Regions from separate parts of the Homo sapiens genome. Here all the other regions are linked to region 3. Evidence: chromatin loops called from intact Hi-C (ENCODE). Cell type or tissue: PC-9. All regions are shown on one strand. Links, peaks and the distances in the headings refer to the core of each region. The heading gives the core; the rest is flanking DNA. Region 1 overlaps CLSTN2 (calsyntenin 2). Region 2 overlaps RBP1 (retinol binding protein 1). Region 3 overlaps LOC102724068 (a long non-coding RNA gene). Region 4 overlaps CLSTN2 (calsyntenin 2).

Region 1 (5,816 bases), core at 503-5,502, 190 kb after region 3:
CATGCAGAGTCATTTCAGTACCAAACACAAGGACCATGACCAATAGATATATTATTGGTAAATTACCGTTTATTCAATAACATTTATTGCAAGACATAAGAGGAAATCAATGACTAAGCACTGACAAGGTGCCAAGCACTTTTATACCTATCCTTTCACTTAATCCTTTCAGGGACCCAGTGGGGGAGTGTATCTTAATTGCACAAATGATAAAACCATGCCTAAGAATTGGTGTGACTTGCCCAAGGCCATGTAGCATTTTTTTTTTTTTGAGACGGAGTTTTGCTCTTGTCACCCAGGCTGGAGTGCAATGGCACAATCTCAGCCCACCGTAACCTCCACCTCTTGGGTTCAAGAAATTCTCCTGCCTCAGCCTCCCTAGCACCTGGGACTACAGGCACCTGCCACCACGCCCAGCCAATTTTTGTATTTTTAGTAGAGACGGGATTTCACCATGTTGGCCAGGCTGGTCTCGAACTCCTGACCTTAGGTGAGCCACCCACATCAGCCTTCCAAAGTGCTAGAATTACAGGCCACATAGCTTTTTTACAAAACTCCTCCACTATTCTGAGGATTTGCCAGAACTGAGACAACTATAATTTTTACAGATTCATGTTTAACGTTCAATTTATGCTGATATTTAAAATTAAAAGAGTGATAATCCCAATGTTGGCAAAAGATCAAGAAGTATTGTCAGTTTTATCAGTGTCTGACCTTGAGGGCAGCTTATGGGGGCTGGAGGTTTGCTTTGACACTGAAGACTGCAGAAATCCAGGCTGGAATCTCAACTCTGCCAAATGCGAGTCATGTGAATCTAGCAAAGCTGCTGTCATCTTATAGCCTCCATTGCTTCATCTGCAGATTGGGGAAAATTATATCCCCTCGTGGGCTTATGGTAGCACGAGATATGCCAGGCTAAGGGCCTAACACAGGGACCTTCCAATGAAGGCTCGGTATGGGAATATCCCACCAATTGGTTCAGGAGTGTCTCAAACTTCTCTGAACTGTCCTACTTGGAAACAAAATCTTTTCAGTTTATAAGGGGCCTAGAGACTACTTTATGAATTGTGGTTCAATTTTTTTCTTAAGTGAAGAGAAAGGGAGCAGCCTGCCCTGCCTGCTGTTTTAATAATTGGGCCTAAATTACCCTGTAAGTATTCCTGAAAAAGCTATTGGGATTTAAACCCCTTCTTTGTGGATTAAGAACTTAGAAAGATGATGATTTTATTATAACTACCTCTACATTTGGGTAACTTATGTTTTCTTATCAAGAGAACATTAACCACTTGGAAGTTTCATATTAGATGCCTACAGGGGGAATAAAGCTAATCTAAGAGACTTCTGGAAAGCATAGGCTTTGGCGCTGTTGTAATCTAAGACGTTCCGTCCATTGTTCCAATTCTGTGGTCAGAAACGATGCAGAATAATAAAAGGGAAAGAGGTAGGTGTGGCAAACACACGCTTCCTTCCTTAAATGTGCACGCACAGGAGCCTCCAGTTCTTCCTAGTCTCAGCTTCCAATGGCTGGAGAAGCATCAGGATTTCTAGGAAATTGCTGGATTTACACAAAGTGAGTGGCTGGATATTGGGATACCGGGGAGTGAGAGGGATGGGAATGGGGTACCCCAGAACAGGGATTGTTCAGGCAGCTGACACTGCAGCCAGATCTGCAAGCATTCACTATCTGCCATCTTTTAGGACTTTCTCTGAGGGATGAATGGCTTTGATTTGGGCACCAAGGGTCTTCCCCTCCTACTGGAAGAAGCTAGGAGGGTACCTTTGCTCAGCAGTGAGTGCTGTCATCTCCACTGACCATCCAGTGCATCTGAATTGGGGGTGAGTCAGGAAGCAGAGATGGGCTGGAGAGGTAAAAGAAGGTCAGATGATGAATGCTGGGTAAGAGGTTTGGATTTAATCCCAGGGCCAGTAAGGAGCCATACATAGGATGTTTAGCGAGGGTGTGAACTATCCAGACTGCTTCAGAGCCATCATTCAGCAGTTGGGTTAGTCCTGGTGTTCATTTCCAGAACAGCAGGATACTCCTGATAGCCACCCCTCGATCAATCCATGCAGGTGTCACCACTGACAGGGCCATACCAGAGGGAATTAACTTCAATTCATTGAAGTTTAGTTCAATTCTATTGAGTTAAATTTAAGAGTGTTAACCCTGCAACTGGACAGATTCAGATTCAGGGATAACCACACCACAGGCAGGGGAGGGGGCAGAGGAGTACCAGTGTCAGCCAGGAGGCAGAAGGAAGGCAAGAAACTGTGGGCACAAGGCTTTACTGTGGCTTCCATGGGAAGAAACAGGTAAGGCAGGGCAAGCATTTTAAGATTCGCTAGTTTGAATAATTCCAGTCAGCTCTTGGACGTAGTTGTCTGGTACCTGACCCTGGGGTGATTAGGGCAGGTGAATGGTGTCCCAGAGTGTAAAAGCCCCAAAAAGGGGTGTGTAGGGTTGTGGGCTCCAGATTGGTTGGAGTGCATATGAAAAGTGAGAGGGTGAGATGTTTAGGATCTCTGAGAATCAGCTAAACCCGAGAGGGACAGTCCCTCCAGGGTCAGTAAGGCCCCCAGATGTCAAAACATCAGAATATATACTAGAAAATAAAAGGCATGGTTAATATAGCATTGCAGAATGAGAGGAATGCTGGACTAGAAGAGAACTCCAGGATGTCTTCATCAGGGCCCCGTGTCAGTACAGCTCCAGGTTCAAGTGGTGCCATTCAGATGGAAATGATGTGAATAGTACTTCCGCTTCTGAGTGTACAACCCAGCAGCTGCCATGTCTCAGAAGGTGCAGACATATGTGAGGCTCGGGAGGGCTTCATGGGGCCCTGGTGTAGTGTGAGGCACTTTGGAGCCAGAAGACAAGGACCTTGGGTGCTGGGCCAGGGAGTGGGTTATTTAGAGCGTCAGAAACAGACTCTTCAAGGCCTTTGCGGAAGGGAGTGACAGAAGCTGACTTCTGAGATTCGCCTTCTCTCCTCTCTCTGCGTGGCCTCTAGGCATGAGTTCCTCAGGACCCAACGGTGGGTAGGGCCAAGGTGTCACTTAGACAGTAGAGTGCAGAGGCTGAAAGTGAGGGGTCAGATGCCTGGCTCCAGACCCTGCCTTCTCTGCTTACCAGCTGCTGCACCTTCGGCAGTTACTTAACCTCTCTGTGCCTCAATTTTCTCATCTGCAAAGTGGGAAAACAGCATAACTACATCTCATGGGGATGTTCTGATGACTAAGTAAGATGATAAATGTGAAATGCTTAGCAGAGTGCCTGACATACAATGAGTGGTTAAGAAACATGGGCTATTTTATTAGGCTTCCAAATTTTGGTTCCTTGTCACAAATCCTGCTCTCAGGAGAGACAAGGAAAGGACTATTCCTGGATCTCCTAGGGGCAGGTACTAAAACTTCTGTGAGAGAATGTTTTCCTCCTTTACGGGAGAGGAAACCAGACTGGGGAGAGAGTGGGTCACTTACTGAAGGTCCCACAGCCAGTTGGTGCAGAGCCAGCACTTGTGCCAGGTTGGACAACTTCTGAGTCAAAACCAGAAAAGAATGTCTTGCTTCTTGCTTTTAGGAATTCATATTCTTTTTACATTTCATTAACTGCTATTATGGGTCTACAACCATCAGGTTGGAAATTCAGCTGGAAGGAGGCAGGGGTGGTGAGGAATCAGAGACGCTGGACCTTCAACCCTGGATCTGCAACCAGTTTCATGCTCAGAAGCGCCCCATCTTGGTTTAATGCTCTGCTGTGGCTGTCTTAACTTTCTTAATAATTTTTAAACAACGAGCCCCTTGTTTCCACTTTATACTGGGACCCACAAATTATGCAGCTGGTCCTGCCTTACCAGCTGAGCAACCTTGGGCATATTCTTTAATCTTTCTGAGCCGCAGTTTCTTCTTTATAGAATGGGGACATTAATTAATTGCCCCAAAGGAGTCCACAGAGCATAACTGCTAGGAATCAGGGCTTTGGAGTCAGACCTGGGTGTGAATTCCAGCTCTGCCACTTGGTATTGTGTACTGTGAGCAAGCCATTTTTTTCCTCTATGTTTAGTCATGCAACATGATAATGATATCATTACCTATTTCAGAGTTGTTTATAGGGTTTCTGTGAGACAATAAATGCAAACCACTTAGCCCTGTATCTGACACATCATAGGCACACACATTTTTGAGCATTAAATTACATGGCTTTTTCTTCTCCAATTAAAAACAATTACACACAGGTACCATTTAAAAAGAAACAAAACACGAATTCTCTGAACTGAATTACGAACATAAGGAATCCCCTCTTTTCCTTTATTACTGACCCTTTTCCATTTACTATATTTTATTTTCACAAGAGTATTTTATTACCTTTTAATTCCTATGAAGAAGAGATAATTAACTACAAAATGAAAGTGGGGGAAGGATACATATCTCTGTGCCATATCCTCAGTGAAGCCTCAGGGCTGTGACTGCTGCTGTTCCTCTGCCTGTGTACTCGCTCGGTCCCTGCCCTTCCTAGGGCTGGTCCTTCTCTTCATCCAGGTCCCACCTCACAGGTGACTTTGTAAAGGAGCCCTTATTGGTATTGGCCTCACCTTGATGAGTCTCCCCCAATCTCCACCCCAGCCTCCACTCTCCCTGAGAATTTACTGATTCCTTTAAGTCCCGTTCCCACTCAGGAGCATGACTTGTACATCACTGTTCAATGCCTGGCACATAAAAGTTGCCCAACAAATATCTATGAAATGAGTGAGCAGATGTATGAAAATCAGAACACACATACACATAGATACACACCCAGACATATAAACATGCACACTCCAATTCTCACATAGGATGGTACGTATTACTTATCAATCATCTGCTTAGCCCCAACCAGCTGCCAAAGGATAGGCTGCTAGGCATTAAAATGGGAAGGATTTGAGACATGGCTGCTGTGTGTGTGTGTGTGCGTGTGTGTGCACGTGCACGTGTGTGTGTTTGCATGTGCACATGTGTGTGCTGTGTATGTGTGCACACCCCCCACCCACCTGAATTGAAATGTCGTGGACAAATGTGAATCCTGAAACTGCACTTAAAACTGGCTTCAATTTTTCTGTATATTTTTAACCTTTTTAGTCCCTAGACATTCTCAATAAATGTCAAATGAAAGAACTAGAAATCTGTTCTCAAATTTTGTCTTGCTCACGATGTTCTTTCCAGTTTCCTGATGACAGAGGAGATATAATTTGGCCCCAAATCAACACTGTGATGACTGACTCTGTGACCTAAGAAAAGCTTCACATCTATCTGGCAGACCTCAGAGTCATGCACGTTGGCAGAGACTTTGGGGCCTTATTCTGGTAGCAACTGGGAAACTGCAGGCAGCCCCTCGCTGAAGCCCAGGCTTATGTCAGGCCCTCCTCCCTGGCCTCTCACTGCCAGCCAGGAGAACTGGTGCCACTAGTTAAGGGCAGTGTGTAAAGACAGCTTGCTGAGCAGACTGCATTGGAGAGATGGCTGGCTCAGGCCTCTGAGACACCACATTCCGTTCCTGGAAGGCTTTGGCCTTCCCCATGCTGTGAGAGGAAACCATCCTATTCTGTGTGGTTCCCTCATGCCAGCATGAGTGCTTCCATTACCCACCAAGTCTCTGATCTTGCTGGTGTTGGGCACCACCTCTTTAGAGCCTGTGCCAAGCCCTCCTTTCCTTTTACCCTGGCTGTCTGGGGGGCCGTGGGTCAGCAGCCAAACTTGAAGAGAACTATGTGGTGTTCAGAAGCCTGGACCCACCCAAGGCTCGGCTGCAGCTTTCTCCCAGTCCCTTCAACCCTAAAGAC
Region 2 (5,816 bases), core at 362-5,361, 1.1 Mb after region 3:
CACGGGCTGGTCACCACGGCAGGCACAGGACAGCAGAGCATGTCACAGGCCCTGATGTCCAGGAAAGCAAAGTCTTTGCAGTGGAGGCAGGCACACCAACACTCGCAACACAGTGTGGCAAAGAAAAGCACAGGGTGGGAGTGAGGGGATGGGGACTACCCAGAGAAGGGGATCCCAGAAGAATTTCTGAAAGAGGTGACTTCTGTGCTTCATTGTAAAATAAAGCAGGGAGGTAGAAGGGAGGGTTTTGGATACAAAGGAAAGGACAAGGGCCACCTTTTCTTCTCACTACAGCATCAGCGTCAATCGAGCATCAAGCAGTAGTCGAGCAGACCGTGCAGATTCAGCCACTGGACGAATCCAGTGAAACTGGTCTAGGATGCATGGTTACTATCACTGCCCCAGGACTCAGGGATGCCCACTCTCAAGTAGATAGCCATTCGCTCACCTGTTGTGGCCTGTTGGGAGATGGAACAGCCTGTCTGCTCTGCTCAAGCCTTCGCCTAGCCCCATGCAGTACAGAAAAGCCCTTCTCTCTGGGCTGGCCGCTGGGTGGTATGCTGCTTTGGACTGCCGGAAGGACATGGCTGGATGGGGGTAGGATGATAGAATTAGAGCAGCTGTCAGGCCTGAGACTTGTGAATGGAGGGGAGCTGGGTACCCAGAGGCCACCAGCTGGGCTCTCTGAGGGCCGCCAGGGGTCCTGGACAAGGTGGTTGCCAAAGATCACTTTCACTGCTACCCCCTCTGCCTCACACACTGGGCACCCATCAGCCAGGAGCAGTGGCCCAGAGGAGTTTGTTCCCAGCATATTACAGGAGTCCCATTCTCACTTGGGATCGGTCATTCGTCTATTTTTTTCATTCCTCTCTGGACACCACAAGCATCTCATGGTGCTTCCACTATCTTTGCAACCCCTGTGTCAATGAGACAAATCACACACGATTCCTGCCCTCATGGAGTTCAGTGTAAGGAGGAGGCAAATTGAAGCAGCCAATCACGACGTAGTGGACACTGTGCTGATACAGGCAGAGAAGCACTCCCTGCTCGGTCTGAGAGGTCAGGGAACGCTCCCACAGGAATTGGAGTCTGAACTGTGGCTTATAGGATAGACAGGAAGTAGCCAGGCAAACAGAAAGGGGTTGAAAGAAAGGCCACGGCCGAAAGCTGTCCCACACCAAGCCCTGGGCTTGGCCCTGGGGTCGCAGAGGCAACAAGGCCTTCTGGACACCCAGGCCAGTGGAGGAGACAGGCACATCTTCAGGCCATTACAGCTCAATGCATGATGGGAGCACGGTGGGCTGGGGAGCATACAGCTGGGAGTAGGAAAGCAGTGGTCAGGGAAAGTCCCAGAGGAGGCGACAGCTGAGAGGGGCCTTAAAGGACTAATTAGGGCAGATGTGGAGAAAAGGATAAGAGCTTTCCAGTAAGCGGGAACCACATGTACAAAGGCCCAGGGTCAGAAAAGCCTGGCTGGGAGGGAGTTTCAGAGGTGAGAGAGGAGCAGTCTGCGAAGACTTCAGCATGCCTGGAGTGCAAGATGTGGCTGGGAGAGAAGAGAGCCAGGAGAACCTGGCAGGGAGACTTGATGTGACCCTGACAGGCCTCTGTGAGTCCTTGCTGGGAGAGGTGTGGCCAGGCTGACATCCCTCCCCAAAGGGCAGAGGCTCTCACTGGCTGAGAGATCTCTGATCCTGCCTCTTTTCCATGGGAACCTTATCTGTATTCTAGAACTGCAGCCAGAGGGTGAAACCCAGCCTGCAGATGTGTTTTGTTTGGCCTGTACAATGTTTGAAAAGCTTCAGAGTCAGTTGCCAATAATTGCCAAAGATTGTAAGATTTCACAGAAAATCCGTATTTCTGGCTGTTCTTAACAAAAACAACAAGAAAAGGAAAGGCCCTGGAAACACTGGGCACCTGTTTATTCCTGCACTGCGTGGATCCCTGGAATATGTTGCAGCTGCTCCCTTTAGATGTTACATTTCCTAGTTTACCACAGTCTTCAGCCCATCCTGTTACCTGAAGTCAAGGATCAAATGGCCATTTGTCGCTGTTTGCACTGTGGGTTCCTTTAGAGCTGTGGATCCCAAAGCAGAGGCAGCAGCAGCAGCAGCAGCATCACAGGGAACCTCTTAGAAATACAGATTATCTGGCCACACCCCTGGCCTACTGAATCAGAAACTCTGGGAGTGGGGCCAGCTATCTGTGGTTCAATAAGCCCTCCAGGTGGTTCTGATGCAACTAAAGCTTAAGAATCACTGCTCTGGAGTAAAGAAACATACTCTGTTCCTGTGTCTCTATAAAAAAATGGAAAACTGTAAAATTAGGTGTACAGGGCCATGGGCATGTAGAGGGCCAGTTTGGCCCATCACCTGAGTCCTATGGACATTGCAGTCCATGCCCAGAACCACCTGAAACAGCTCTGTGTTCTCTCCCCAGGTGGAGGGGTGGAGGGACTCAGATCTGGGCGGCTCTGCATCACTAGGCTCACATTTCCAGTCTGATCTAATCAGATTTTATGTGACCACAAACAGCAGGCACTATTTTGGTAGAGATATACAAAGTCTGGGCTCAGCTGAACAGACACAGGGCTTTTCTCCATTGCTTCCTGCATGCCTTTGTCCATAAAAATGTGCGATCAGGCCCAGCAAGGAACCAGCAGCATTTGTTGAATATAACACATATGTGCTTTGGCAGGGTGGGAGCTCTTGAGAAAGGAAGGTGCTCTGACTTCAGATAGTGTTTTCTCACTCCCGAGGAAGCGAGCGCCTCAAAATGATTTGGTTCTTTGTCTCGAAGTCCCCCCAGCATGAGCAGGTTTTGTGGGAGAAGACTGAGCCTCGGCCAGGAATCACAGCCGTGAGCCTGGCTCTGCGGGGGTGGCAGAAGGGCCATTTGTCATCCCCGTGTCCAGGTCATGTTTTTCCTGTAGGAGATGGCTTTGTTCACTCGGGGAACAGGCGCCTCCCCCTGTGGCTGGAGCCTCAGCTTCATATCCATCGTTGAACTTAGGATGACCCCTCCACAGGGCCTGCCTTCTGCTCCCAGCCCTCCGCCCCTCTGTCGCTTTCTTTGTTTTTATTATAAAAGGAAAATATTCAAATAGCACAAGAAAGTATGGGCTGAAAAGGGCCCCTTCCCCCACTTGGCCTGATTCCCACTTGGTGGATCTGTCCGGAAATCTTCCTCAGACTTATAATTGATCTATCTATTGATTAGGCAGTTGGCCAAGGTCTCTATCTAAAACCAAAAGAAAGAAAGGAAAAGAAAAAAAGGAATCCACTTCTCTACATATTTTTTTAACTCAGTGATATTTCTTACACATTTTTCCATATCAGCACTTACAGATTTTCTAAGTTCTTTTTTAACCGTCTATGTTTCCTTTCCTTCCCTCCCTTGACTTCCTTACTTACATCCTTCTATTTCTCCACCCATCCATCCATCCATCTAATTATATATGGTAATACATGAAATCCAACAAAGTACTGTTGACACTTTGGTTTAAACTCTTGCCAGCTTTCTGATCCTATTCTTGACCCATTAAAGAGATTTTTTGATTTGTTTTAAAAAACACACACACACACACGCACACACAATGCCACTGGCTAAATTAACTCCCTGGGCTGCAGCGCTGAGAATGCCGTTGGATGTGGGAGCCTCTGAGAGCTGCCCCTGCCCAGATCAGGCACCCGGCATTCAGCTGGGCCCTTTCCAGGCTAGAAACACAGGATCTCTTTCATGTCTTAGCTAAAGTTCTCCGACCTTTGAAATCGGTGTCAGCAGCGTGCTTTTGAGGATTACAAAAAGAAGAATTAAAGCAACCCAAATAAAATTCACAAAGTAGCTTTCAAAAATCACACTGCTTTGTTGGGTTTTGGGTTTTGTTAGGCAGGAACAAAGGAAAATAACATGTACTGAATCTTTACTAAGTGCCATGCCTGCCCCAATTGCTTTTTGTACTTTTTCTCCTTTGGTCCCCACAACAAATGCTGTTCAGTAAGTATCATTATACTCATTTCACAGATGAGAATCTGAGGCTCAAAGAAGTGAAGTGCCTTTTTAGCCCAAGGTCACCCTTGGGCTAGCTGGTGGCAGAGGAAGAATTCTAATTAGTCTGTTTATAAAGCTCTCTACCCCAAGGTCTCCCACAGAGCTTTGCTGAAGGCCAGCACCTCAGTTCCTTATTGTGAGCCTTCTCACAGTCTGAAGGTAAACCCAGGCAGTTTTGACAAGGCCTAGGATGAGTGAAAGGAGCACCGGTATTAGAGTCAGAACATCTATTTGAATTCTTCTCGATTATCTGACAGCGGCCTTAAATGATTAGACACACTGCCTTTGTTTTCATATCTGCAAAACGGGCATCATAATTGCTGCTCAGCGTGTCTCACAAGGCAAAGCTGAGGACCATAGAGATAGTACAGGGCACATGAGCTTGGGAAGCCACAATACTATGTGAGAACAGGGCCAGGGCCTGTGATACCCGAGACTGAGGGGCATGGCATAATCACTTATGATGGCCAGGTATTTACTGAATGAATTACAGCTGTTTGTTTTTCTGACCAACATTGTTCCTCCACCTCCCACCCAAGAGAAGCACTGTTTTCTTTATGGTGGGAATTACTCCTCCTCAACCTTTTGGGTCCTGGTGGGGCTGCAAATCATAGTACCCTGTCTCTTCTGGGAAGAGCACCTTCTGATAGGGTGATCACAGTGTCCCGTGGCCTGTCACATACTTGTGTATGTGGCCCAAGCTGGGCCAGTCACCATTTCCTGGGAGTTAATTTAGGAACCCTGAGAGACAGGTGAGTTCTATTCCGTTAAAGGTTGATGAGCTGTTATGATGTAAGCTTGGTGTTCTCTGAGGCCAGTCCCCTTACCCCACCTTCCTTAGCTGCATGGAAAAATCCAATTGAAGGAAAGTAAAAGATGAGGCCAATAGAGACAGAGAGAATGCAACATTAGAGGGTTACTAGAGTTCCTGACGCACCATTCCTAGATTTTCCATGTACTTCAACCAATACATTTTTTTTCTTTCACCTTAAGTTATGTGAATTGGTTTCCTGCCACTTGCATCTGAAAACATCCTAAGACATTCAAACTCCAGATATCAAGCGTTAAGACCCACATAAGTAGTTAGAGCAGTGGTTCTCAAATTTGAGCATGCCTTACCCCTAGAATTTCTCATTCTGAAAGTCTGGGGTGAGGCTTGAGAACTTGTTTTTCTAACAGGTTCCTGGATGATGCTGATGCTGTTGGTTCAAGGACCATGCTTTTGATAACTACTAACAAAGAAAAACAAGGAAGCAGGCTGGCCTGTGCCTAGTTTCCTGTGATTTTTCTCATCATGATTCAATGTAATAAGCCTGTGCTGGGGTAAAATGTGCCTAGTTCTAGGGGATGAATGAGAATAGGTAGGTGTAGCTCCATCCCAGGATCAGGGTAGTGGGGGATGAAGACTGCCTGGGGACCTCAATCTTGCAGCAGCCCACAGTGGTTTGCAATTGAGGGTCCAAGTAAGTGATACCAATAGTGTGTGCAGCTGGACAGGTGTGAGGTACAACAGAGCAATTAGGAGCTTTGACTTTGAGATGGACCTGGATTTGAATCCTGGTTCTGCCGTACAGCTGTTTCCTTGGCAAGGGTACTTTATCCCTCTGAGCTTCAATGTGCTCATTTGTAAAAGGAGCCAAGGGTAATACCCACCTAATGGAGTTATGTGAGAATTAAATATGGTGATGAATTATTTCTGTTTCCTGTTGCTGTGTAACAAACCACTCTGAAACTTAGTACCCTAACTCAACAATATTTATTTTGTT
Region 3 (5,816 bases), core at 548-5,547:
CCTTTCCTAGCGTCTGATAGTTCTTGGTTTGTGGCAGCACAATTTTAACTTCTCAAGGTTTTCTCCCTGTTTGTGTGTCCATCTCTGTGTCCAAATTTCCCCTTTTCATAAGGACACCAGTCATATTGGATTAGGGCCACTCTTTTCCACTATGACTTTATCTTTCCTAATTATGTCGTCAATTACCCTATTCCCAAATAAGATCTCATTCTGAGGTACTGGGGGTTAGGACTTCAACATATAAATTTACATAAAAGGAAAGGACATTGAAATGCTCAAGTGGGTGGGTGGGTTGCAATCTTAAATAGGGAATTCAAGGGGGGCCTCGTTGAGAAGGGGACACTTAAGTGAATGAAGGCTTCAGGAAGTAGAGAGTGGGCCATGTGTCAAGCAGAGGGAATAGCCAATGCAAAGGCACCAAGCTGGAGCAAGCTTGGGATTTTCCAGGAACAGCAGGGAACCAGTGTGGCTATAGCAGAGAGAAAGTGAGGGAAGATGGGAAGGCAGGGACCTGGTTGAGATCGTGTGGCCCTTGGAGACCTGTGAAGAACTTTGGCTTTTACTCTGAGCATAATGGGGAATTATTTGCAGACACTAGACAGTAGAGGTATGATCTGGTTTGTGTCTTGAGAAAGGTCACTTTGGTGGTGAGTTTTAGAATACATTGTGAACGGGTGGGGAAGCCATTAGGAAGCTAGGGGTGTGATCTAGACGAGAGATGACTGAGACAGAAGAAAGAGGTGAGACTTTCTGGGCAATGTCTTGAGCAGGGTAGTAGAGATGGGATTTGCTGCACAAATAGAGGGATTGGCTTTAAAAAGCCATGGCATGGTACCGGGCCTCTGAAAATATTTATAATTTCAATTCTTTCCGATTACTGCAAATTTAAAGAACATAGCAAAATATCTGGTGGACAGAAGGCCCTCAATAAAGGTCAGTTTCTTTTCTTTCCCTTGTATTCTTAAGTCTGTCTCACCCTACACTTCTCCATTCCCAATCACTCATCTTAATCTTTGCTGGCTCTTTAATCGTTAAAGAGTGTAAATTGTTGTTGGCTTAAAGCAGTACATTTTAAATTGTCCTCTGAGGAATCCTAGGTATTTGAGACAGTGCCGTGGGGCCCAAGTGGGGGTCAAATAATGGCTAACTGGAGGGATCTTGAGCTGTCTCTGCCCAATCCCCAATTCATACAGAAACACTTATACCTGTGGTTTGTACAGGGCTTTATCTTTTTTAAAAAATTGTTTCTACTTTAAAAAAATCCATTGTCTTAAAGCATTCCTCCTGTCTGAGATATTTTAAACCTTTTAAAACCAAATAAATTAGTCTTTAATGGTCAAATTTTAGATCCTGGTTCTGCTAGTTTTACTAGTGTTTTTCATATAGGCTTTTCTACTTTATCAAATAATAATGATGATGATGATCACCAATATTTGTTGAGGGCTAAACTTGCTCTTGTTTAGAATCCTGCCTAGGAAATTGTAAAGAATGAAGCTACACATAAAGTCATAGATCCATACAGGCATAGAAAGTAAGAGGTTGGAGTACCCTTTTAAAAATTCTCATTTCACCCTCTCAATTTATTAACAAAATAACAGAGGAATGTTGACTTGGTCAAAGTTACCCAAGAATAGCTGAATCGAGAATCCAAGTGACTTGTGTCTCAGGTCACCAGTTTTCCCATTATATGCTGCTGGGAGGCAGGTGTCCTTAGATTAGGATAGAGAGTGTCATGATCCAGCTTTTGAAACAAAAGGTAGACACGGAGTATGTACTGAAGACATTTGATGTGACATTTACCATCCCTGGGAGTTCAGGTTTACAAGCTCCACCACATTTAAGAGCCCTTTAAACTCTCTAATTGCTCATTTATCTGATGTTACACAAATAGTCCCCACAGATACAGACTGACAGGTAAACAGCTTGTTGAGAATTTATTTAAAATGATAAACTAACATAATGCATCTTCTCTTGAGAGAATTACCAAAAGCACAGGATTGCACTGCAGTTTGCAGCCATATTTCTTCCATAGTCACTATTGGCTGTGACCTTCTAATTTTCTTGGGGAATGTTTCATTCCTTGATCCGTGAATTACTGCACTGTAAGCAAACCTGGCAGATCTTTTGGGAACAGAAAGATTAGGGCAACCTGGTGAAGGTAAAAAGAAAACACTCTGGGTATTGGCCAGATCTGGATGGAAATCCTGCCTCTGCCTCTTATATCTGGCTTTCTATGGGCAATCTCTTCAGCTCACTATGCCTCAGTTTTCTCTCAGTAAAATGGGAATTATAGTAACATCTACCTCACTGGATGGTTGTGAGAGTTAAATGAGCTAAGTTGATACAGAAGCCTTCCCCCCAACATCTCTGACTCATGCTTCCCAGCTTCTCCTTGTACTCTGGTGATGGAGAGCTTCTTTCTTCTGCCTGAGGAAGCTCATTTCACTTCCCACTTGGGAGATCTCTCTTTTGGGAAACTCTTAAGTTGAGTGAATATGTGGTAAAGCTCAAGGAAACATAGAGTCACTTGGGAACTATATCCCAGTATTGGGACCCAGGTTCTTTGAAGTGTTGCTTTCTTTTTATGAAATCATTTTATTTTTATTGACCAATTTTGGGGGACATTTATGCTCCCAAACGGTGAGCCACGTTTCTTTCTAGGACACATTCCCCTGTTTAATTTACAATAAAAGTTTTTTAAATTCCAAAGGAAAATAAGCAATTTCTTAATGGAATTAAGTCAACAACGTATTTACTTTGTATTAGCTCTGAGCTAAATGCGAACTCTCAGGTTTTTCTTGTGCTAACTGCATGAAAAGGAGCATCAGCCTTATTATTCATAATGCTCATTCTGTGACATTCCTGAGTTTGCTTAACACTATTTCGTCAGTGTGATTACTTTGAACAATCTGAGTCCTTGTCAGTACTGCATGACTTGCTTTTATTAGGTAGAAGGGGTTCCACTAGTTGGGTTCTAGACATGGACACTTGTTGCAGCAACACAATTTCCCCTTGATAGTTAAGATTAATCGTCCCAGGCAGAAGAAGAATCGACTTCTTTGCCTGTTGTAACCCTAGCATGCAGAATCCAACATGACTGGGTCTCAGTCTTGACTTCCAACTCAATGAAACCATTGTTGTGTCACCCAGTGACAATATTTCTCTCTTGGGATCTAAGACTTTTTAAAATAGTAGAGCCTGAAAGTATAGGGACAGGAAGTATCAATTCTTCAAGTTGAAAGGGGCTATTCCTACTTCCATCTTTTGATTCCTGGACCCATGTACACTAGTTTTGGGGGAAACAGTACCATATGTTGGACATAGATTCAACAACATCTTTTAGGATAGTACCCCAACCTTGCAAGTATTGTTTCCCAGCTGGCTCTGTAATGAGTCTTCAGCAAGCTATTCTATGATTCTATCAATCTAGCGATGGGGTATGTGGTAAGACCAGTTGGAATTCCATGAGCATGAGTCACTGTTATGTTTCTTTTGCTGTGAAAATGAGTTATTTGGTCAGAAGCAATATTGTGAGTGGTAAGACAGTGAATAAGCATTTCATACATCCGCAGATGGCAAAGGGCAGAGTAGGCTGATTTGCATTCTGTAGAAAGGCCTATTTAATAGTGGAGAGAAACTGTTGCTCCTCTGTGATGGAAGAGATCCACTGTAATTAATGTGCCACCATGTGACTAGATGGTTTTCCAGAAAATGGCACCACATTGGGCTTTCAGCATTGATCCCTGCTGCTGGCAAGTTACTACTCAGCAGAGGTGGTAGGCAGATTAGGATTGATGGGTGGAGGCCCTTTTTGAGTTCATACATAGCCTCCATTCCTGAGTGGGATGAGTGAGCAATCACATAGGACACAAATGTACACAACTCATCCCCATTTGTAGGGGTACACCCACATACTCTCCCTGCAGACCTCCCTGGGGAAAGACATATTTTTCTTGTTCTTTTCAAACACCATCTGTGTAGCCAAACCATTAGCCACTGCCTGTGAATCATTGTAGACCCGAGTTCCTGATAATCTTATCCAGACAAAGTAGATGACAAAATGTGCTGCTCAATGGTCTAGGAGGGTCTCTCTTGACTACTATTTTTTGAGATACTCCTGATTGGGGTTGAACTTCTGCAGCTGCCACTTTCAGTTTGTACCAGCATATTGTGCAGTAATATCTGTAAATCAGACCTAAGTTTTTATTATTTGTCAAATGGTCATACAGATTTTCTATGATGCTGAAGGTTTGAGATGAGGGAGAGGTAAAGTGAGAGTCTCAGCTACTTGCTCATGGAATTTACTTGTGCCCAAAGGACCTGTTCAAAATAGATCTTGTATATACCATTTTACATGATGGAGCTGCTGTACATACCTAGTCTTATGGCTTTACCAAATGGACAAAGAACAGCTCATATCTGGTCATTTGATGTTTCACAGACAGGTATTCATTCTCTCCTGGTGTATAAGCCAAAAATTCTCTCTCAACAGGTGTAACAGTTAACATAACTACATAAAGTGGTCGCGGCCTTGCTTCAAAACCCTAGAATCTTGTGCTGTTATTTATCCTCTTTTAGGAGAATTCGAGAGGCTTTATACAGTATTTTTCTTGCCTTAGATATCTCAAGTACTATTGTGTGTTTGGGGTCACGTGATCTAAAGGCAAAACAGCTTGCATTTCACCAAACCTGCCCAAAAGCCTTCATTTGCTTTGTTCCACCACACAAAACTGGGGGTAATGTGAGCTACTCAGTAAACAGGTCAGAGCAGCACACTCAGATGTGTTATATACTGCTTTTAAAATCCAAGAGACTTATCAAGGATTGGATCTCTTTCTTAGTGGTGGGCAATGCAGGGAGCAGAAACAACTTTTATTTTGGAAGCAATGTCCTAACAAATTCTCAGACCATTAAGCCTCCAGAAAATTGCACCAAGTTGGTTGGTTTCTAAGTTTTAATGGAGTTTATCTCCTATCTTTTAGTAGTGCATGTACTGGTAGGCGTTTTATACTTTTCACCATATCCAATCAGCATGAATGTCATTTTAATAGATTAGTATAATGATTTGTAGAATGTCAAGATGACTAAGTCTCTGTGGCTAGATTATGACAGAAAGCAAGAGAATTAACATAGCCTTAAGGGAAGAGAGGGAAGGAAGGTGTATTGCTGTCCCAAACATAAATGAAATGAATTCTGAAGGCCCAGATGAGAAAGAGAGAGAGAATTGGCAGAATAACTGCCTACCAGGTGCCAAGGATTGTATTGATTTGCTTCATTAAAAAGATACTATATTTGGAACACCACCCGATCAAGTTTGCAATAATTCATTGTCATTCTTCTTTATAGGCCAATGAGTGAGTTAAATGGGTATGTGATAGGAATTACCACTCCTGTATTAATCACGTCTTGTGTTACTGATCTCTGTGATTCCCAGTGGGATGTGGTGTTTCTTTTGGAATAACTATTCTGGTAGAGAGAGGAAGTTCCAGAGGCTCCACTTGCTTCTTTCTGCCATAATAGTCACCACTCTATAGTTCAAGGGGTCAGTATAGGAATTCTACCAGTTGCTCAGTATGTCTATTCTGATTATACATTCTGGAAATTGGGAGTGATCACAGGGTGAGTATGTTGATTCACTGGACTTACTGTGAGATGTTCCCTGGCCAAAACTACTTATCATCTATTCTCCGTAAGCCTCAATATTAAATGTTACACTACAATGCAACATTGAGATATTAGCTTCAACTTAGCTCATATTTAGGAATTCTAAAGGTTTCACAGTACAAAGTAACCATCATAAATGGCCACAAGTCTTT
Region 4 (5,816 bases), core at 436-5,435, 60 kb after region 3:
CCTTGTATGAGGAGACTGTACCTCGTAGGAGGAGTCAGTTAGGTGTACACGACTGACAAAGTACCAGCAAGTTCCTTTCAAAGGTCTGTGGACCTTCACAGAGTTTAAGCTATAAATCAATAGTTGCTGGGCCTCAGGGGAAAGGAGAATTGGTGAATCCTGGCAGCCTCACAGACTTTAGAAATCAGAAGGCCCAGACAGATTCTAATTGTAAATGAGGCTGTAGGTTTGTTTTTGGATTTTTGTTTTCTACTTTTAGTAACATCCAGAATGAGTTACTGCCCTTCCAAGGAAGGCCATCCATTCCCCAAGCAATTCAGTGTTTGAATTGTGATGCTGCATGCCCCAGTCTCATTACAAACAAACAGAGCAGTGCTGCGGCAACCTGGCAACGTCCTTAAATGACCCCCTCCACACTCTGCCAGGCCCTGGGTGTCTCCACCAGCATACAGGCTGTGTAGAAAGCAGCTCTCCTAGTGACCAGGGTCACTGCTGCAGTTTCAGTGTTTCTCCACAAAATATGGCCCTCGAAGAGGCTGCTCAGCTTACAGAAACCTGGCAGGTGGCCTTCCTGGGGATGAGTGACCTCATGGCAGCCTCTCCTGGGCAGTCTCTCTCTCTAGGATAGAAGGGGCAGGCAGGCAGGAATTGTCTCATGCCCAAGGGCAGGTGAAGGATGCGGACTAGGACCAAGGTTCCTTGAAACCACTGCTTCAGTGAGTATAAACTGGAGCCAAAAAGGCCCAGGATGGGGGCTGGGGGTGGTTTGCTTTGGCACCCTCACTGCACTAGTCATTGATTTTACCTTGTTAGTTAATAGTCAGTTCTTCCCGATGCCAGCTCAAGTCATCTCCTCATCCTCTGCATCAGTGGTTCTCAAACTTTAGTGTGTGTCAGAAAGCTCATTAAATCACAGACTGCCTGCCTCCAGAGCTTCTCATTCAGTAGGTCTGGGGTGGGGCCCAAGAATATGCACTTCTCACATGTTCCCAGGTGATGCAGCTGGCCCAGGGAACCACTGCTCCTCAGCACCAAATGTAAGCCCTCAGCAGGTCTCGTGGAGGTGGGCCCTCCTTAGATCTTCAGCTCTGATGTTGGGCCTCAGGAGGGCTCCCTTGCATCAGTCTGGCTTGTGCCTTTTGAGACTTGGCTCCTGCTGGCCCCTCTACCTGCATCACCCTTCCTAAATTTCCAGGTCCACCTGGCTGCTGTTTATATTTAAGGACTGCTTCTGTCTTATTTTCTCTGAATGTCAGCTGTCAACCATGTTATTTCTGCCCAGTGGGCAGGGTAACTGGCTTTCATCCATAAGTGAACTGAGTCAGCCTTGATTGGAATTGAGGAATATTCAGGGAAATATTGCCTACTTCCCTGGAGAGCTCCTCAGTCTGCCTCAGTGATGCATATCAGGGCCCCTAGAATTACACCTGTCATCTGACTTAGGGTGGGTAGCTGTCAAAGCAAGTTACCCTGCCTCCCTAACACTAAACTTCTGTCCCCAAAGTCCTGACTGCTCGTGCACAGCTTCCAACACCACAAAGGGACATCCCAACAGCTCACAGGCCAAGAGCTCCTCATGGTCAGGGAAACATGCCTTGTTCATCCTCCCTTCCCCTGTTGCTGGCACAGGGCCTGACCCATCACAAGTGCCCAGTGAAGGTCTGCTGAATTACACTGAACATAGCTGCAAACACAGACTCCCATCTGTTTACTACCTGCATACAGGGAATATCTGTCAGCTTTCTGGGGTGCTGCTGGAGGTAACTTCTTCTGTCTCTTTTTGTCTCCCTGGGATGGAATGAAGCCTGGCTCTTAATCCACAGCCCCTGTAAAGCCAACTCTCCTTTTCCAGTTGGCACTAAAGGGAAAACTAGAGCATTATCTACATAGCAGGTATAGAATACATCTATAAAGTAAAGGAAATAAAGACAGGAAATGAGGGTACTGGGGTAGACTTCAAAACTTTCATTGCTCATTTCTTTTGCCTGCAGCTGGACAATGGAAAGTGGTTATGTGAAAATTAAATTGTGCCAAGGGCTTTTGCTTGTCAGCCTCAATAAATGTCTCATATAGATGCAGAATCCTGTACCATTCATAGCCTGCCAGAGTACATTGCAGAAGGCTTTGGGGATCCCCCAGAGGCCTAAACGTTATCTTACCTAAAAATCATCTACTTTTCACTGGCAAATACTTTCAAAGAATTAAACCCACTTACCTACTTTTTTGTAAAAACTATTTGGTTAATTTAAATGTGGGGATGATTAAAAAAAAAGTTGTCTTTTTTTCTTCTTGCTGATATTGAGCCATAGAGCCAAGAAGATTGCTAATTTCGAAGTGTGCTTGGTCGGGCTTTCTACTGATGATGTTGCTATTGATTCAAACAGTCACAAGTCTTTAGGATCATTTTTAGAGCAATGGCAAGAGTAGGGCTGAAATGAAAATCAGTCTGAGATAATGAACACTCCTGCTCAGAGATCATTATGGGCTGAGCTGTGCTGGGAAGGCACTGAGCCTTGGGGGGCTAACACTTGCCTCAGTGGAGTTAGCACTCAGTAACCAGGCAATCACCTCGATCCAAGGCTTTCAACTCTCGTGGAATATCTGTCAGTTTGTCAGTTCAGCAAATAACAAGTGTTTTGTTTGTTTCTTTTTTGTTTTCCCCCGGAACATGGACTTTTAAAACAGCTTAATTAAAAACTATGGCACTTTTTCCTGTTGTTCAGTTTGGAGGCAAAGACTACTGGGTAGTTGGTGAGAGGCTTATGAGAGCAGCTTGCTTTCTCCTGAGGTGGAAGGCTAACTTCCATGGTGTATGGTACGGGTTGCCAAACTTTGGCCTTGGGCCAAATCTAGCTGGCTGCTAATTTTCGTATGGCCTGTGGGCTGAGGAAGGTTTTTATATTTTTAAATTATTAAAAATGTAAATCAAAAGGGTAAAAAAAGATATGAAAATTACATAAATCCAAACTGCCTGCTTTTTTAGTGTTTTTAAATTGTTTTATGGAAACTAGATAAAGTTGTATTGAAACATTCATTTGTTGTACGTATTGTCTGTTTTCATGCTACAATAGGAGAGCTGAGTACAGTCATCCCTCAGTATCTGTAGGGGATTGGTTCCAGAACTCCCCTCGGACACCAAAATCCACAGATGTTCAATTCCTTTATATAAAATGCATAGTATTTGCATATAGCCTATGCACAACTTCCTGTGTTCTTCAAATCATCTCTAGGTTACTTATAATACCTAATACAGTGTAAATGCTATGTAAATCCTGTTAAACTGTATTGTTCAAGGAATAATAATGAAAAAAAGAATATGTTCAGGTCAGTTGCAACTATACATTTTTTCCCAAATATTTTTGATTCAAGGTTGGTTGAATCCATGGATTTGGAAACCTCAGATATGGAGGGCTGACTATTCTGTGACAGGTACCAAATGGCTCACAAAGCCCAAAATATTTACTATTTGCCTCTTTACAGATAGTTTGCTGACACCTGACATATAGGAATGGGGGACATTGCTTCTCACCACCCCCAGCTCTCTCACTGGATGGTCCATGTATACAAAGTAGAGCCCTTATTAAATGCAAAGATGTTGGTCTAAACCCTGCTTGATAGGATGATTGAGTAAATTCAAGAAAGTGGTAATGAGGGCTGGGTGCGGTGGCTCACTCCTATAATCTCATTACCTTGGAGGCCAAGGTGGGCAGATCACCTGAGATCAGGAGTTTGAGACCAGCCTGGCCAACACGGTGAAGCCCTGTCTCTACTAAAAATACAAAAATTAGCTGGGCATGGTGGTGGATGCCTGTAATCCCAGCTACTCGGGAGTCTGAGGCAGGAAACTCGCTTGAACCCGGGAGGTGGAGGTTGCAGTGAGCTGAGATTGTGCCACTGCACTCCAGCCTGGGTGACAGAGCAGCAAGACTCTGGCTCAAAAAACAAACAACAACAAAAGAAAGCGGCAATGAAAAGAGATTTCACTGAAATCACATTTTTGGTATCTAGATGAATTTGGGCCTTGGCTGTGCTTACAGCATTTGATCAAATGTATGATGATATATGTTTAGTATTTTTTAAGGCAGGCTACCAACTAGCCGGTTGCTTTACTCCACTGAAGCAACTCATTCTGCACTGGGATTTAAGCATTTCAATCTTCTCCTCCAACTTCTCCTCCATGTCATCTGAATCACCTGAGAGTTGTAGCCTATTTTCAAGCTCAGGAAGGCAGAATCTGGTTGTCCACTTGGCAAGACAAGCAATGAACTGGGCTGTGGCCAAACCAGTCAGCAGTTCCTCCTGGACATGAGCCTGCATCTGCCTGGCTGCCAACATCTCAGTTAGAGGTCATAGGGTGTCTAGGCCTTCAGGGGTTTTGGTTCCTGGATGCCAGCATATGGAGGGTGGAAAATGCCAGACTGATTAATGACACCTTTTTCTTGGGATCAGAATATCTGGGGGAGGGCAAGCCACATTACCCTGCTCACCTGGATACCTCCCAAAGCTTCTGTTACTGGGATATAACCACTCCCGTCTTGTTCTCATCCATGGTGAGGAAGAGGGTGTTGCGAAGATGACCAATGCCTGCCAACCCAGCGGATTCATTCAAGTGCCTGATCTTTGTAGCTGACATGCAGAGAATGACCTCTTATAGCCAGAGTTGAGGGAAACAGCTCTGATTTGTTGTCACCACTGTTTCTCTGCAAATGAGTCCACCAACCAAATGCTTCCTCAAATTATTCATCTTTGCTGCCCTAGCCATGGGCCACCTTTACCTGCTACCCCCCCTACCAAAAAAACCCCAACACATATAAAGATTTTACCTAACAGCTCTCTCAACTATGAATAAGGCAGCCACCCAGAGAGCATGAGGAACACCTTCCCTACCCAACCAGATCGAAAAGACTGAGCAAAGAGAAAAGTGTTCTCACAAACACCAGACTTAAATATTTAAAATCAAAATCTAATTCAAAAAGAATGGGTTTTAAGCATATGAAGTGTTCTTTTTGCTGCCACAATTTTGGGAGAATTCAGTTGCTCCTAAATGCCCAACTAAAGATCTTTTTTTTATTTAAATGGGATTGTGAAAACTAATCAGTCCTATAGACTTTCCTCTTGTGGATGTACAGACACAGCCTAATAGAAAAGGGCTATTTGGTTGGGAGAATTCCCAGGAGAAATATCTGTTTCCATCCAATGAATATAAAACCCCAGCTTCTTCTGGTGTTTTTCCCTGAGAAGGGAAAAATAAGAGCACTGGTTAAGTTTGTGACCGCATCCTTCTTCTCTTGTGACTTCTCTTCCTCTTCATTTGTCTCTTGTGTAATTTCTAGGCCTGTTTATTTCCCGTCTGCAAATATAATGTAGGGAAGGAGCTTATCTTATTCAGCTTTTCTTTTTCTCACAGCTATTGGTAGGATGCTTAGCACATAGTAGGTTTGCAGCAGTGTCTGTTAGGTGCATACCTATGAACATAAGTAGAATCCTGCACCAGGAGTGGAAGTTGGGGAGACTGGTCTTGTCTATACTTTTGAATGACTCTGAACAAGACATTGAATCACGAAGCCTCAGTTTACTCATCACAAAAATGTATCTAACAACAGATGTCTCAGTTACTTCACAGGATTTGTTGTGAGGTCCAAAGGAAGGAACAGATGCAGAAAACACTTTAGGAGGTGGGAAAAGCTTCACAAGGTTGTTCTCATGAATCAGAAAGTTGAAAAGACCTGCCATGGGTCCTCCCTGGGTGGAGGTCAGACTAGAGGACATTGGCAGTAGTCCCCTTCTTAAGCTGTTTTGATGACACAAAGAAAAGG

The links. Hi-C counts contacts between places; a loop is a spot of excess contacts. Peaks named below come from ENCODE experiments on the same cell type or tissue, not always from the same donor. Only the 100,000 strongest peaks of a DNase experiment are listed, where the experiment ranks them.
Region 1: it touches region 3 in a loop (8-fold over the local background); 1 of 110 quality-filtered maps calls a loop at or near these places.
Region 2: a loop joins it to region 3, with 4 times the contacts of the local background. A loop is called at or near these places in 1 of 110 quality-filtered maps.
Region 4: it touches region 3 in a loop (6-fold over the local background); 1 of 110 quality-filtered maps calls a loop at or near these places.

Annotation. Positions count from the first base shown.
Region 1 is chr3:140,438,886-140,444,701 of GRCh38, reverse strand. The region is part of intron 5 of CLSTN2 (calsyntenin 2); the gene reads right to left. Among named protein-coding and RNA genes, the nearest start is that of CLSTN2-AS1, 67 kb to the left of the region's middle. In PC-9, for the core only: no CTCF peak of the experiment used is centred there; DNase peaks (open chromatin) are centred at 3,491 and 4,051; H3K27ac peaks cover 1,743 bases.
Region 2 is chr3:139,531,035-139,536,850 of GRCh38, reverse strand. The region is part of intron 2 of RBP1 (retinol binding protein 1); the gene reads left to right. The region is part of intron 3 of COPB2-DT (COPB2 divergent transcript); the gene reads right to left. Among named protein-coding and RNA genes, the nearest start is that of RBP1, 5.8 kb to the left of the region's middle. RefSeq lists enhancers at 1,079-1,726, 2,373-2,874, 2,850-3,144. In PC-9, for the core only: no CTCF peak of the experiment used is centred there; DNase peaks (open chromatin) are centred at 1,670, 2,180, 2,530 and 2,940; H3K4me3 peaks cover 1,480 bases; H3K27ac peaks cover 3,398 bases.
Region 3 is chr3:140,627,634-140,633,449 of GRCh38, reverse strand. The region is part of intron 1 of LOC102724068 (a long non-coding RNA gene); the gene reads left to right. Among named protein-coding and RNA genes, the nearest start is that of TRIM42, 48 kb to the left of the region's middle. In PC-9, for the core only: no CTCF peak of the experiment used is centred there; a DNase peak (open chromatin) is centred at 3,469; H3K27ac peaks cover 2,634 bases.
Region 4 is chr3:140,567,814-140,573,629 of GRCh38, reverse strand. It overlaps CLSTN2 (calsyntenin 2), which reads right to left. Exons shown (of 17, transcript NM_022131.3): 17 at 1-5,816. Among named protein-coding and RNA genes, the nearest start is that of CLSTN2-AS1, 62 kb to the right of the region's middle. In PC-9, for the core only: no CTCF peak of the experiment used is centred there; no DNase peak of the experiment used is centred there.